4 separate regions of the Homo sapiens genome follow, and regions 2, 3 and 4 are each linked to region 1. A link is a contact called in ENCODE Hi-C or POLR2A ChIA-PET data. All regions are on one chromosome and are shown on one strand. The core of a region is the stretch at or near the end of the contact, and the rest is flanking DNA. Distances in the headings are between cores, read along the strand shown. Region 1 overlaps LINC02245 (long intergenic non-protein coding RNA 2245). Region 2 overlaps PELI1 (pellino E3 ubiquitin protein ligase 1). Region 3 overlaps PELI1 (pellino E3 ubiquitin protein ligase 1). Region 4 holds the start of LINC03050 (long intergenic non-protein coding RNA 3050).

The links. A loop is a pair of places that touch in the nucleus more often than their neighbours do. ChIA-PET counts read pairs that join two places held with the same protein, here RNA polymerase II (POLR2A). Pooled maps may share reads with other maps.
Region 2: a loop to region 1 is called in a pooled map, with 2.2 times the contacts of the local background. The contact joins two enhancer-like sites. A Hi-C loop is called at or near these places in 5 of 37 single-sample maps with no recorded cell type and 5 of 50 pooled maps. POLR2A ChIA-PET finds 5 or more read pairs at or near these places in 1 of 52 experiments (PC-3).
Region 3: a pooled map shows a loop between it and region 1 (2.8-fold over the local background). The contact joins two enhancer-like sites. A Hi-C loop is called at or near these places in 6 of 37 single-sample maps with no recorded cell type and 5 of 50 pooled maps.
Region 4: a pooled map shows a loop between it and region 1 (3-fold over the local background). The contact joins the promoter of LINC03050 here to the enhancer-like site in region 1. A Hi-C loop is called at or near these places in 5 of 37 single-sample maps with no recorded cell type and 4 of 50 pooled maps.

The regions. Positions count from the first base shown.
Region 1 is chr2:64,915,477-64,918,465 of GRCh38, forward strand. All of the region lies in intron 1 of LINC02245 (long intergenic non-protein coding RNA 2245), which reads right to left. Among named protein-coding and RNA genes, the nearest start is that of LINC02245, 15 kb to the right of the region's middle. RefSeq lists enhancers at 16-95, 1,009-1,198, 1,569-1,618, 2,629-2,708. Within about 2 kb of position 1,582, at least 25 of the 41 ENCODE cell types and tissues checked have a DNase peak (open chromatin) inside an H3K27ac peak, as active enhancers do.
Region 2 is chr2:64,112,894-64,115,975 of GRCh38, forward strand. All of the region lies in intron 1 of PELI1 (pellino E3 ubiquitin protein ligase 1), which reads right to left. Among named protein-coding and RNA genes, the nearest start is that of PELI1, 30 kb to the right of the region's middle. RefSeq lists an enhancer at 1,231-1,310. Within about 2 kb of position 1,343, at least 5 of the 41 ENCODE cell types and tissues checked have a DNase peak (open chromatin) inside an H3K27ac peak, as active enhancers do.
Region 3 is chr2:64,091,311-64,094,371 of GRCh38, forward strand. PELI1 (pellino E3 ubiquitin protein ligase 1) reads right to left here. Exons shown (of 7, transcript NM_020651.4): 7 at 1,342-3,061. Among named protein-coding and RNA genes, the nearest start is that of PELI1, 52 kb to the right of the region's middle. Within about 2 kb of position 1,286, at least 3 of the 41 ENCODE cell types and tissues checked have a DNase peak (open chromatin) inside an H3K27ac peak, as active enhancers do.
Region 4 is chr2:65,601,055-65,603,754 of GRCh38, forward strand. LINC03050 (long intergenic non-protein coding RNA 3050) reads right to left here and starts at 1,311. Exons shown (of 3, transcript NR_182288.2): 1 at 103-1,311. RefSeq lists enhancers at 3-596, 597-1,190.

The sequences.
Region 1 (2,989 bases), core at 332-2,831:
TAACACAGTATTTTCCCCGCAATTTTCAAGTTCTATATAATGTACATATATTGCCTTACAACCAGAAAAAAAATGTTTTCAAAGATCAAGTAAATCCTTCATTCCAGTGTGATACAGAACAACCTGTTCAGTTGTCTGTCTGAGTACCATCACTGCTTTGCACACCTGTACCCACTGAAGTCCATGTGGTAAGACACCAGCTACACACCAGGGAGGCCTGAACAGGGGTTGGTCTTAATTTGGTTTTGCCAGAGAACTTCGTGTTGCAAAACATCCCATAAAAAGGGATGATTCTTTTCGTGTGATGCAGGTCTTGCAAATGTAGCCAAAAATCAGTTAATTCCCTCAGGAAATTGGATAACATTTAAACCTGGTTAACTGCCTCAAACGTTGTATAAAGTAATAAATAGCATTTGACTATTACCAACAGCTACATTTTGTTTATAGAGGATTTTCTTTCTTTTATTTTTTTTTATTATTATTTTTTTTTAGAGACAAGGTCTCCTTCTGTCGCCCAAGCTGGAGTGCAGTGGTGCAATCACGGCTCATTGCAGCCTCAACCTCCCAGGCTCAAATGATCCTCCCAGCTCAGCTTTTTGGGCACCTGGAACTACAGGCACATGTCACCACACCCAGCTTGGATTTCCCAAAATTGGAAATGTACATTTTTCTTTTGAAGGTCAGTGGGCCTAGAACAAAATGTGGCATGGTAGGGAGAATGCTGTCCTTGAACCTGAAGCCTTCCCTCTGCCAGGAACAGCTCTGTGGCTCTGCAACAAGTCACTTTGCCTCTCTGGCCAGTTTCCTTATATGTAAAACAGCAGTGTTGAATATACTATCTCTAATGACTCCAAAAATTTGTTACCCTATATAGTCTTGCTTTAACCTACCATGGTATTTTGGCTCTTGAATGACAAGCCTGAGCCCCCACTCATGATGGATGTTGCACTATCCAGTATGGAGGCCACTATGTGCATGTGGCTAAATTCAAATTAATTTAAATGAACTAAAATTAAAATGTATTTCTCTGTTGCAGTAGCCATGTTTCAGGTGCTCCATAGCACCTGCAGCCAGTGGCGATGTATGACACAGCGCAGAGTTAGAGCACTTCCACCATCACAGAAAGTTCTACTGGACAGCTGCTCTAGGGCCTCACCTCTCCAAGTGTGGTCCACGAACCAGCAGCACCACATTACCTAGGAGCCCTTAGAAATGTAGACTGGGCTCAGACTGGGCACAGTGGCTCACGCCTGTAATCCCAGCACTTTGGGAGGCCAAGGCAGGCTGATCACCTGAGGTCAGGACTTCAAGACCAGCTTGGTCAACATGGTGAAACCCCGTCTTTACTAAAAATACAAAAATTAGCCAGGCGTGGTGGCAGGTGCCTGTAGTCTCAGCTACTCGGAAGGCTGAGGCAAGAGAATCGCTTGAATTCAGGAGGCGGAGGTTGCAGTGAGCTGAGACTGTGCCATTGCACTCCAGCCAGGGCAATAAGAGTGAAACTCCGTCTCAAAAAAAAAAAAGAAAAGAAAGAAAGAAAAGAAAAGAAACGTAGACTCTTGGGCCCTACCCCAGATCAGCCGAATCAGAATCTGGATTTTAACAAGATTCCCCAGTGCCTCCTGCAGGTGTGAGTTTGAGAAGCCCTGCTATAGGGAATGTTCTCTGCTGAGCAGGTGACTGGAAGGACAGAGTGGTGGTTAGATGTGTGTCCTCGGCCGGATGCAGTGGCTCATGCCTGCAATCCCAGCACTTTGGGAGGCCGAGGCTGGAGGATCACTCGAGCCCAGGAGTTAGAGACCAGCCTGGGCAACATAGGGAGACCTTGTCTTTACAAAAACATAAACAAAATTAGCCGGGCATGGTAGTGCATGCCTGTGGTCCCAGCTACTTGGGAGGCTGAGGCAGGAGGATCACTTGAGCCTGGAAGGTCAAGGATGCAGTGAGCCAAGATCGTGCCACTGCACTCCAGCCTGGGCAACAGAGTGAGACCTTGTCTCAAAAAAAAAAAAAAAAAAAAATTGTGGCCTCTGTGACCACACTCAGCGGATGTGTAGCCTGGCTACTTCTTGGCTGTGTGAACTTAGGCAAATTTCTTAACCCTTCTGGGCTCCAGTTTCCTTATTCAGAAAATAGTATCCATCTCATGGGAAACTCTGAGGCCATAACAATATAAGACAATTATCACAGTGCCTCCCTAACACACAGTAAGTGCTCTTTAAATGACAGTTTTGTTATTTTGGGGTTCTGCAAGGTTTCAGGTTTCTGACAACCCCAGGCCTTGAGATCCAATGCAGACAACAGGCCAAGAGCGGCTCTTCTCCTTTCTGCCACAGGGTGGCGCTGTGTCACAACGTCCTTTCCTCTCCCGCAGACTTGGAGCTGGCTCCCCGGCAGGAAACCAGAATTTGAGATTTCCGCTGTCTCTGTTTCCGATTACTAAGCACGACCGGGCAGCCTGGACACCGATCCAAGCATTCATCTGGCAGATAATAGGAAAACAGTCCTCAGCTTTGTATCCAGTTGGAATGCAAAAGTAAGGGTCGAACCAAGAGTTCAATAAGGGCTGTGTGAAAGTGGTCGTGGAAGCCGGAGACTCCTGATGGAGGGCTGGGGGCAGGGAAGTTTCGGATTTTCTGTATCAGCTGTGCAACGACTTGTGTTCCTTGAACCACATGTTCAAACTACAGCCCTTTGCTGGCCAAGTATATGGGTGTGTGTGTGGGCGGGGAGTCGGGGTGGGGAGCCTGTGGGAGGTGTGGGTGTGAGAAGGAGAGACAGAGAGAGGATTTTTAATGTTTTGAAACAGGGTCTTGCTCTGTTCTCAGGCTGGAGTGCAGTGGTGCAATCACAGCTCACTGCAGCCTCGACCTCCCTGGCTCAAGCAATCCTCCCGTCTCAGCCTCCTGAGTAACAGGGGCCACAGGCATGTGCCACCATGCTCGGCTAATTTTTTATTTTTGGTAGAGATGGGAGTCTCCCTATGTTG
Region 2 (3,082 bases), core at 93-2,592, 800 kb before region 1:
ACAAAGACCAGTACCTAGACAATGCTTTCCTACTCACTGTCTTTATATATTCTCTCTATATTTTAAAATCTGAGTAAAAGAATTCTTCAAAATGAATTCCTAGGCTGGGCATGGTGGCTCATGCCCGTAATCCCAGCACTTTGGGAGGCCAAGGTGAGAGGATCACTTGAGGCCAGGAGTTTGAGACCAGCCTGCGCAACATAGTAAGACTCCCGTCTCTACAAAAGATTTAAAAAAAAAAAAGTAAAAACAGAAAACATTAGCCAAATGTCATGGCATGCACCTATAGCCCCAGCTACTCAGAAAGCTGAGGTGGGAGGATCACTTGTGCCCAGGAGTTTGAGGCTACAGTGAGCTGTGATCCTCCAGCCTGGGTGACGGAGAGAAACTCTGTCTCAAAAAAAAAGAAAAAAAAAAAAAAATTCCTGAAGTCATGTACTTGAGAACTTTAAATGAGTATGTACATAAAAAACATCCGAATGTCTCGATTACTGGCTTCATTTGTTGGTCTTCAATTAAGTTAGTTTGACCTCATGTATTCAGCCCTATCCCAATGTTATCTAGCACCAAGAACATGAAATAGCACCATTAATTCTACTCAAGACTAGAAGAAATGCTAAAGAAAATCTTCCTAATAAAACTGTCTTCTATTTTATCTATTACTTTGAAACTTTGCTTGATACTCGAAAGCATGTTGCTCTCATTAGCAGGAACTAAACTTCCAGAGTTAAAAAAAAATTTTAAAATAAACATATTCTGGAATAGTGTTATTTTCTTTGTGGGCTGGGAGAACATGAAAAGTTACTCATAAAATATGTATTTATTAGGAATAGTATTATTAATTTGACTGTTAAACATTCTAATCATTTCCTTTTTAAGGGCCAGTGAAATACAATTATTTTCATATCAAGTCTTCCCAAAGGAAAGACTTTGTATAATATCTGTCAGTTTCACCTAAAGAAGAAAAACTGAGAAATCAATCTTTGTCTCTCAACCTAACAAATGTTTTCTTTCATTATTTACATCACACACAGCCTTTTGCTTACTACCTACTAAACACAAGTACAAAATTCCTGCCCTAAAAAAAAAAGCAAAACAAATACTAAGCAAGGGACAAAACAAATCTTATGCAGATTGTTTACATATCTTCTGAGCACTTCTATTTTAGTGGGCAAGTGGGTAGGCATAATGGGGTACTGAGAAAAAAAGGAAAATGTTTTAAAACATGAAAATGTTATAACATTTTTTTATGATGAAAAACAATGTGGACTGCATATATTATCTCAGATAAAACAGATTTCCATCTATACTAGAGTTTCCTTGTGGCTGATTTCAAAAGGATGACTCAAACAGAAAGAACTGCTTTAGTATGTTTGCGGTGGAACCATTTTATGAAACCAATTCAGCTGATGACTGGAGTTTAATTCATAGCAGTTTCTTGATAAGAGTGAAAATTTAATCACCTTCTTCATTCTTTTGCAACCAGCAGGAGTAACACATAGCATTTTTACATAAAAGGAGAAATAATGGTGTGCAGTAGTAGTTGGAGGTTACTACTTTCTGCTAGTGTCTTTTAGCTTCTCAACACAGCAGTGGAGGAAGTGAAGTCTATGTTCCCCTTCCCAAGATACAGGACACCACCTGTGTAAATTCCCACCCTCCTCTCTTAGAGAAGCCAAATAGCATGCTGATAGTATATCACCTACAGGGATAACTTATTTCATCCTGATGGAAAAGGAGTTAACATCTTTCCTAGGGACAGTATTTGTTCCTTTAACTGGGGCTTCTCAACTTGGGCATTACTGACATTTTGACATTGTGGGGCACTGGCCTGTGCATTGTAGGGGGTTCAGCAGTATCTCTGGCCTTTCTGTTCTACCTAGATGCCAGTAGAACATTCTAGTTGTGACTTTAAAAATGCCTCAACTTCCTATCTCCCCACTACTCACTCCCCTACCTTGTGAGAACCACTGCTCTAATCTTGAAGACAACATACATTGTTCTTAGGATGGAAATTTCCCCTTTTTTTGGCATACTTCTTGGCACACAGTAAGGTACTTAATGTTTGCTTACTAACATTATACTGATACTGATAATAAAAGGTTATTTATACTAAGACTTGTGTTAGTAAAGGCCGTGTAGTTGAAGGCGGGTGTAGTTTCAGTATTTTACTAGAATTGATAGGGGCTGAGAGTGAGAATGAGAATCTTGCCTTGATGGCAATTAATGATTAATGTTTCTGTACATTTAAAATATTTTAATATTGTGGCTACCTCTCTCAAATGGTTGAAGGAAAGCGACTAGAGCTGGAGTGGCCACAGAAGTAGCTATAAGGCTACTGCTGGGTAGCCTGCTGTTTAGAGAAAGGCAAATCTTTGGAGGCTAGATAAGTATCTTCTGGACTAAGGGGCCCATATTTAGAAAAATTAAAAGCAGGTTTTGGCAAGCATGGGAGAATTCTTTTAGGTCAACAGAGGGTGTCAATTTGAATCAACCTTGGGGTAAGGTCTATCTTGAACTTGCATAGAATGGTAATTAGCCAAATGCTTTCACGTAAGATTATTTTATTTGACCCCCATAATAGCCCTGTGAATTGGGTAGGAAAGTCTGAACTCTATTTTCCAGATAAGGGAACTGAGTAGGTCAGAAAAGCCCAGTGACTGAAGGCCAAAGAACTCTGGCAGAGCTAGGACTGAGATCCACATGTTAACTCAACATACATTACCCCATTTAATTTCTATTACAACTATAAAGTACAATCATTTGTCCCCATTTTATAAATGGAGAAACTGAAGCTACCAGAGGTAAAGTGGTCCAGATTTTCTAATGTCATTACTCCACACCCTAGACAAGGTAGAATGGGGCTAATTCCTAAACAGACTAAAAGACCCTATTACAGGACCATTTAGAAGACTAGAATGTATTCACATGTAAAATAAACTGTAAAAAAGTTATACTTCAGCATAGATTAGTAACAACTATTCAATTATGAGTAGTGCTGAGATTATCTGAACCTTTGTCACTTCCTCAATGTTCATTGTATTTGTCAACCATTTCCTGGTAGTGACCAACGACAAATATT
Region 3 (3,061 bases), core at 36-2,535, 820 kb before region 1:
AACACCTGTAATCCAAGCACTTTGGGAGGCTGAGGCAGGAGGATTGCTTAAGAGCAGGAGTTTGAGACCAGCCTGGGAAATCTAGTCAGACGGCGTCTCTACTGAAAATGAAAAAAATTAGCCAGGAATGGTGGTGTGTATCTGTAGTCCCAGCTACTCAGGAGGTAGAGGTGGAAGAATTGCTTGAGCCTGGGAGGTTGAGGCTGTGGTGAGCTGTGATTGCACCACTGCAGTCCAGCCTCGGCAACAGAGCAAGACCCTGTCTTAAACAAAAAAAGAAGTGGTAGCACAAGATGATCCATTGCAACGAAGGGCCAAAGTGTTAGAGTTATGTTGAGCTTATAACCTTAGAGACATAATAAGTGGACTTTCACCAGTGCCCTCAGTCTGGGTCAGACGGGAAGAGTGAAGTGGGACACTCAAATGTTAGAAGTAATTAATCCTAGCACTTTGGGAGGCCAAAGTGGGCGGATCACAAGGTCAGGAGATCGAGAGCATCCTGACCAACATGGTGAAACCCTGTCTCTACTAAAAATACAAAAACTAGCTGGGCATGGTGGCGGGCGCTTGTTATCCCAGCTACTTGGGAGGCTGAGGCAGGAGAATGGCGTGAACCCGGAAGGTGGAGCTTGCAGTGAGCCGAGATCACGCCACTGCACTCCAGCCTGGCGACAGAGTGAGACTCCGTCTCAAAAAAAAAAAAAAAAAGAAGAAGTAATTACATACTTACATTATTATTTATTCCTACCCTGCTTTACATGTACTAGAAGACTTTTACATGAGGGAAGTAAGCAAAGAAGGTTGCAAGAGGATAACCTAGTAAAAGAACTCTGATGTCTGAATGGCTTCCCTTCATGTCTTGCTTCATTACCCTAACATTTTAGATAAAGGGAAATTTAATTCCTTGAACAAATTAAGTAGCATTTAAATATAAAGATTACTTTGATAAAAGAGTTAAGCCATAAAGATTATCTTTCTTGAGAATGCATTTAGAAGACCTAAATACAACTTTTTCTCCTCCTTGGCCAGAATACTGACATTCCCTTAATACAACTAAGTAAAAGTGTTCTATTAGGCCATGACAAAATAACAGTTCTGCTTGAACAGCAAACACCCAACTGATCATTTAAATTGCCTGAATTTTTAAAACTTGAATTTGATAGAAAATGAGCCAGGTTTTTCCCTGTTAGAAGAGATTGTTTTTACCTGTTAGAAGAAAATGCAGGCAACTTTGGGAAGGACGTGCAACTTTTATGGTTACGAAGCCACTATTTAAATAGTCTAACATGCAACTTACAGGTGCCAACTCCCTAGCAAGGCTTAACTTAGAAAAGGCCTCAATTATTCAACCACTAACAAAGTTCCTTTATTAGTAAGAGATGCTTTTAAAAAAGAACCAGATACTTTAAAGTGTTACATTAAATGCAAACTCTTCATCTATTTCAAATGAGTATTTTTGGAGTGTGGAATAGAGTTGTTCACAGTTTTCACTTCTGGTTTCTCATTCTCGATTATGCAAAAATGAACTCACAGAGACGAATTCAATTATGTATTTTGAAAAGTATTTACTTAGTTTAAATAAATTAATTGCAAATAAAAATTAAGCTACAATATATAGCCTGAATAAAAATGACTAGAACAAATACAACACAGGACTTGCTTTCTTGCATTAGTCACAAAGCATGTGACAATCTAGAAAACTTCAAAATCAATTACATTTCTTTGAAAAAGGGGTAACAGCAGTTACTGATACATCACAACTAATAAACTTATAATACAAGTTTCCTGACATGCATTTCCTGAGTGAACCCAAATGATCATTTTTTAAAACAAGGAAGTTTCGACAGTTGAAGTAAAATAAAATAATTCATGGCTTCTAAGCAACAAGTTTTGTTTTTTAAAAACCAAAAGAAAATTCAGAACAGTTTTGTAATAGGATAAATTAAAGGTATGCTACCACATATAAAACTTTGCTACAGTCAGTTAAGTATTATACAACTTTTCAAACTAAAGGAAAACAAATCAAAATATTAAAAGAAGATACTGTCTAATCTAAAAGTGTACTGGTTTCTACAAGTGTCAAAAAAAGATTTGATGTAGTGCAACTGTCTATACTTGTGGTGCCTTTGAAAAAAGGGTGGGAAGGAGGGGAGAGAAGAAACTTTTCTTGCTTCTGGAAGCAAAAGACATATTGGAATTAGAGAATAAACAGACCATGCAGTGCGTCACTCCACGCTGCAGTCATTGGTGCTCATCTGCCAACCAAACATTTCCTTAAGTCTCACTGTGGCAATCTCCTTAGGATTCAAACCCAGAGTTAAGGCTGGTCTGCTAAAAACGGGGGCACTATTGTCATTCAACCCTTTAGATCTCTAGATTTCCTAATGCCCGAATAAGGCCAAATACAGAATAATTAATTAAGCATTTCTTTTTCCAAAAGCAAATCAAGTCACTCTCCTTTCTTGCTAATTTATACTTTTTCTTATGGCAATGATTTTTTTCTAGAAACAGTGAACAGATGAACCACAGTTTATATCCAAAAAATAAACTTGCCAAATGCTGCTGATACTAAAAACAGATTAGTTATCATGGGAGAAAAATAGATAATCTAGATTAAATTGCATATCCAAAGGAGCATATAAAATGTTTCTTAGCATTAAGTTTTTGTTATAGTACTACGCTCGAGAGAAACATTAAGAAAAAATCTTTCCTGATTATCTTCAATGTTGTTAAAAACAAACACCTTTCACGCGGGTAATTAGTATGAATTTGGTCTTACAAATTACAAAGTATTCTAATTTACCAAATTCCATATTTAGATTGGGGTGGGGAGAGAGGCTCTCTCGTCCTTCTTCCTAACTTTGCAAATCCTTGAGCTAGGTTGCTCACTAAGCTACCATTCACACCAAGGGTGTGACACCATCGTTACCATGCTACTCTATCAAGAACATTCTAAGGTATTTTCTATAATAAAGATAAATAGAAAAAAGTTAATATACATGTCGCTGTATTTTACAATGTTTGCAACAAACTGTAAACTAACATAGTTTGAACCAACAGT
Region 4 (2,700 bases), core at 61-2,560, 690 kb after region 1:
ACCCCCCCACCTTCCTCCCGGACGGGCGGCTGGCCGGGCGGGGGGCTGACCCCCCCACCTCCCTCCCGGACAGGGTGGCTGCTGGGCGGAGACGCTCCTCACTTCTCAGACGGGGCGGTTGCCAGGCAGAGGGTCTCCTCACTTCTCAGACGGGTCAGCCGGGCAGAGACGCTCCTCACATCCCAGACGGGGCGGCAGGGCAGAGGCGCTCCCCACATCTCAGACGATGGGCGGCCTGGCAGAGACGCTCCTCACTTCCTAGATGGGATGGCGGCCGGGCAGAGACGCTCCTCACTTTCCAGACTGGGCAGCCAGTCAGAGAGGCTCCTCACATCCCAGACGATGGGCGGCCAGGCAGAGACGCTCCTCACTTCCCAGACGGGGTGGTGGCCAGGCAGAGGCTGCAATCTCGGCACTTTGGGGGGCCAAGGCAGGCAGCTGGGAGGTGGAGGTTGTAGCGAGCCGAGATCATGCCACTGCACTCCAGCCTGGGCACCATTGAGCACTGAGTGAACGCGACTCCGTCTGCCATCCTGGCACCTCGGGAGGCCAAGGCTGGCGGATCACTCGCGGTTAGGAGCTGGAGACCAGCCTGGCCAACACAGCGAAACCCCGTCTCCACCAAAAAAATACGAAAACCAGTCAGGCGTGGCGGCGCGCACCTGCAATCGCAGGCACTGGGCAGGCTGAGGCAGGAGAATCAGGCAGGGAGGCTGCAGTGAGCCGAGATGGCAGCAGTACAGTCCAGCTTCGGCTCGGCATCAGAGGGAGACCGTGGGGAGAGGGAGAGGGAGAGGGAGAGGGAGAACCTAAATATACTTCTTTGTAGAGAGGATCGTGAACTGCTTTAAGTCTGGTGGCATCAGAGGAAAAATTAGACATCTTCAGGTTGATTCCACAGAGCAGTTGTTTCCTTTTTCACTTGACTTACATAGAATTAAGTCAGGTTATATAAATAAATGTAAAATCAAGTTGGTTTTTCCATTGTAAGGAGAAAAATGCTTTCATATTACTTAAAATGCATTTCAATAAATATAGAAAATTACATACAAATGGCCGGGTGCGGTGGCTCATGCCTGTAATCCCAGAACTTTGGGAGGCTGAGGCATGCGGATCACCTGAGGTTGGGAGTTCGAGACCAGCCTGACCAATATGGAGAAACCCTATCTGTACTAAAAATACAAAATTAGCCGGGCGTGGTGGCACATGCCTGTAATCCCAGCTACTCAGGAGGCTGAGGCAGCAGAATCGCTTGAACCCGGGAGGCGGAGGTTGCGGTGAGCCGAGATTGTGCCGTTGCACTCCAGCCTGGAAAACAAGAGTGAAACTCCGTCTCAAAAGAAAAAAAAAATTTACATACAAATTATATACCCCACATGAGAGTTTCTTGTGAGGAATTATAGTCCCCTACAACTACCAAGTCCCCTACAAAAAACAATTTACCTTACCCCCGCTTTTTTTTAGTAGAAATTGACACTGGGTTGAGGGTGTCCTATGGAATGAATGAGTAAAACTGAAACATTCGACTTGTTAGAAGGAAACATGACCATGATTTCAAGGATGATCCAATGTAGCTTGGCGGCAGCCCCTGATAGCTCTCCTGCTATGTGTTTTTTTTTTGGTAGCAGTGATGGAGAAAACAATGAAGATGAAATTTCCAGGAAATAACCCAATCAGGTGTTGCTTAATGGAGTCTACTGTCATTAAAATCCAATTTGATTCATTTGGAGAGTGAAATATCACAATTGCAACTGCACCATAATGGCTTTTTGGAAGATGGAATTTGTATAAACTGGGTTAATCCCTTGATCACCAATTCAAATAAAAATAGATAAAACATGAGGAGGTTGGCAGGGGTGAAGGACTGGGAATAGCAACGGTGTTGCCAGAAGGTGTCTTTCCTGCCAAGGGGAATTGGCATAGGGAACCGTCTCTGAGCCCAAGTTCTGGAAGCCACAACCTGATGGAGACAGAAGACAGATTGCCTAGGTCCAGCTGGGGAGTGGAGCCCTGCTGGCCCAGCCAGATCACAAGTGAATTGCCCCTCTGACCTACACATGTGCTCTGTGTGTCGAAATTTGCATTTCTTTCCATTTAGAATTTTGCTTTCTATTAGCCCACAAGAAGTTTAATGGCTGTCATGAACAAGTTTTGTTGTGTTTTCCTTTGGAAATGTAGCTGTTAGGAAATCATTCAATGAGTTCTGGGTTTATACCTAGAAATGGTCCCCTGGAAGTCTGGAAGAGTTAGATGCTACCACAAGGTTCTACCAGACGTGCAGGGCATAACTTGTACACGCAGGCTGGGTCAGCCGTATTGAGTGGATTGCAGGAGGAAACCTTAACTATGAGGCTGCTACCTTGGACTTGAAATACTTTGACAATCAACAATTAGTGAGAATTGGGATAAGATTTGTTTCTCCTTGGCAAATTCTTCTAACATTCTACAAGCAAAATGGGATTTCAAAGGCAAGAATTGCTCAGTGATGACAAACTTTTAATTACCTCACATACAAAAGATTGGCATGGTATTTATGATTTTTAATATAGTCATTAAAAAAGACTCCACAAGAATCTCTACTAAGCTGTGCTTGATTTGCCTGTACATTGGGTAGGATGCCTTTGAATGCAAGTTACAGAAAGCACAGGTCAGAATGGTTTAGGCCATTCTGGATAATTTGTTATCTTGCATAGGGTAAGT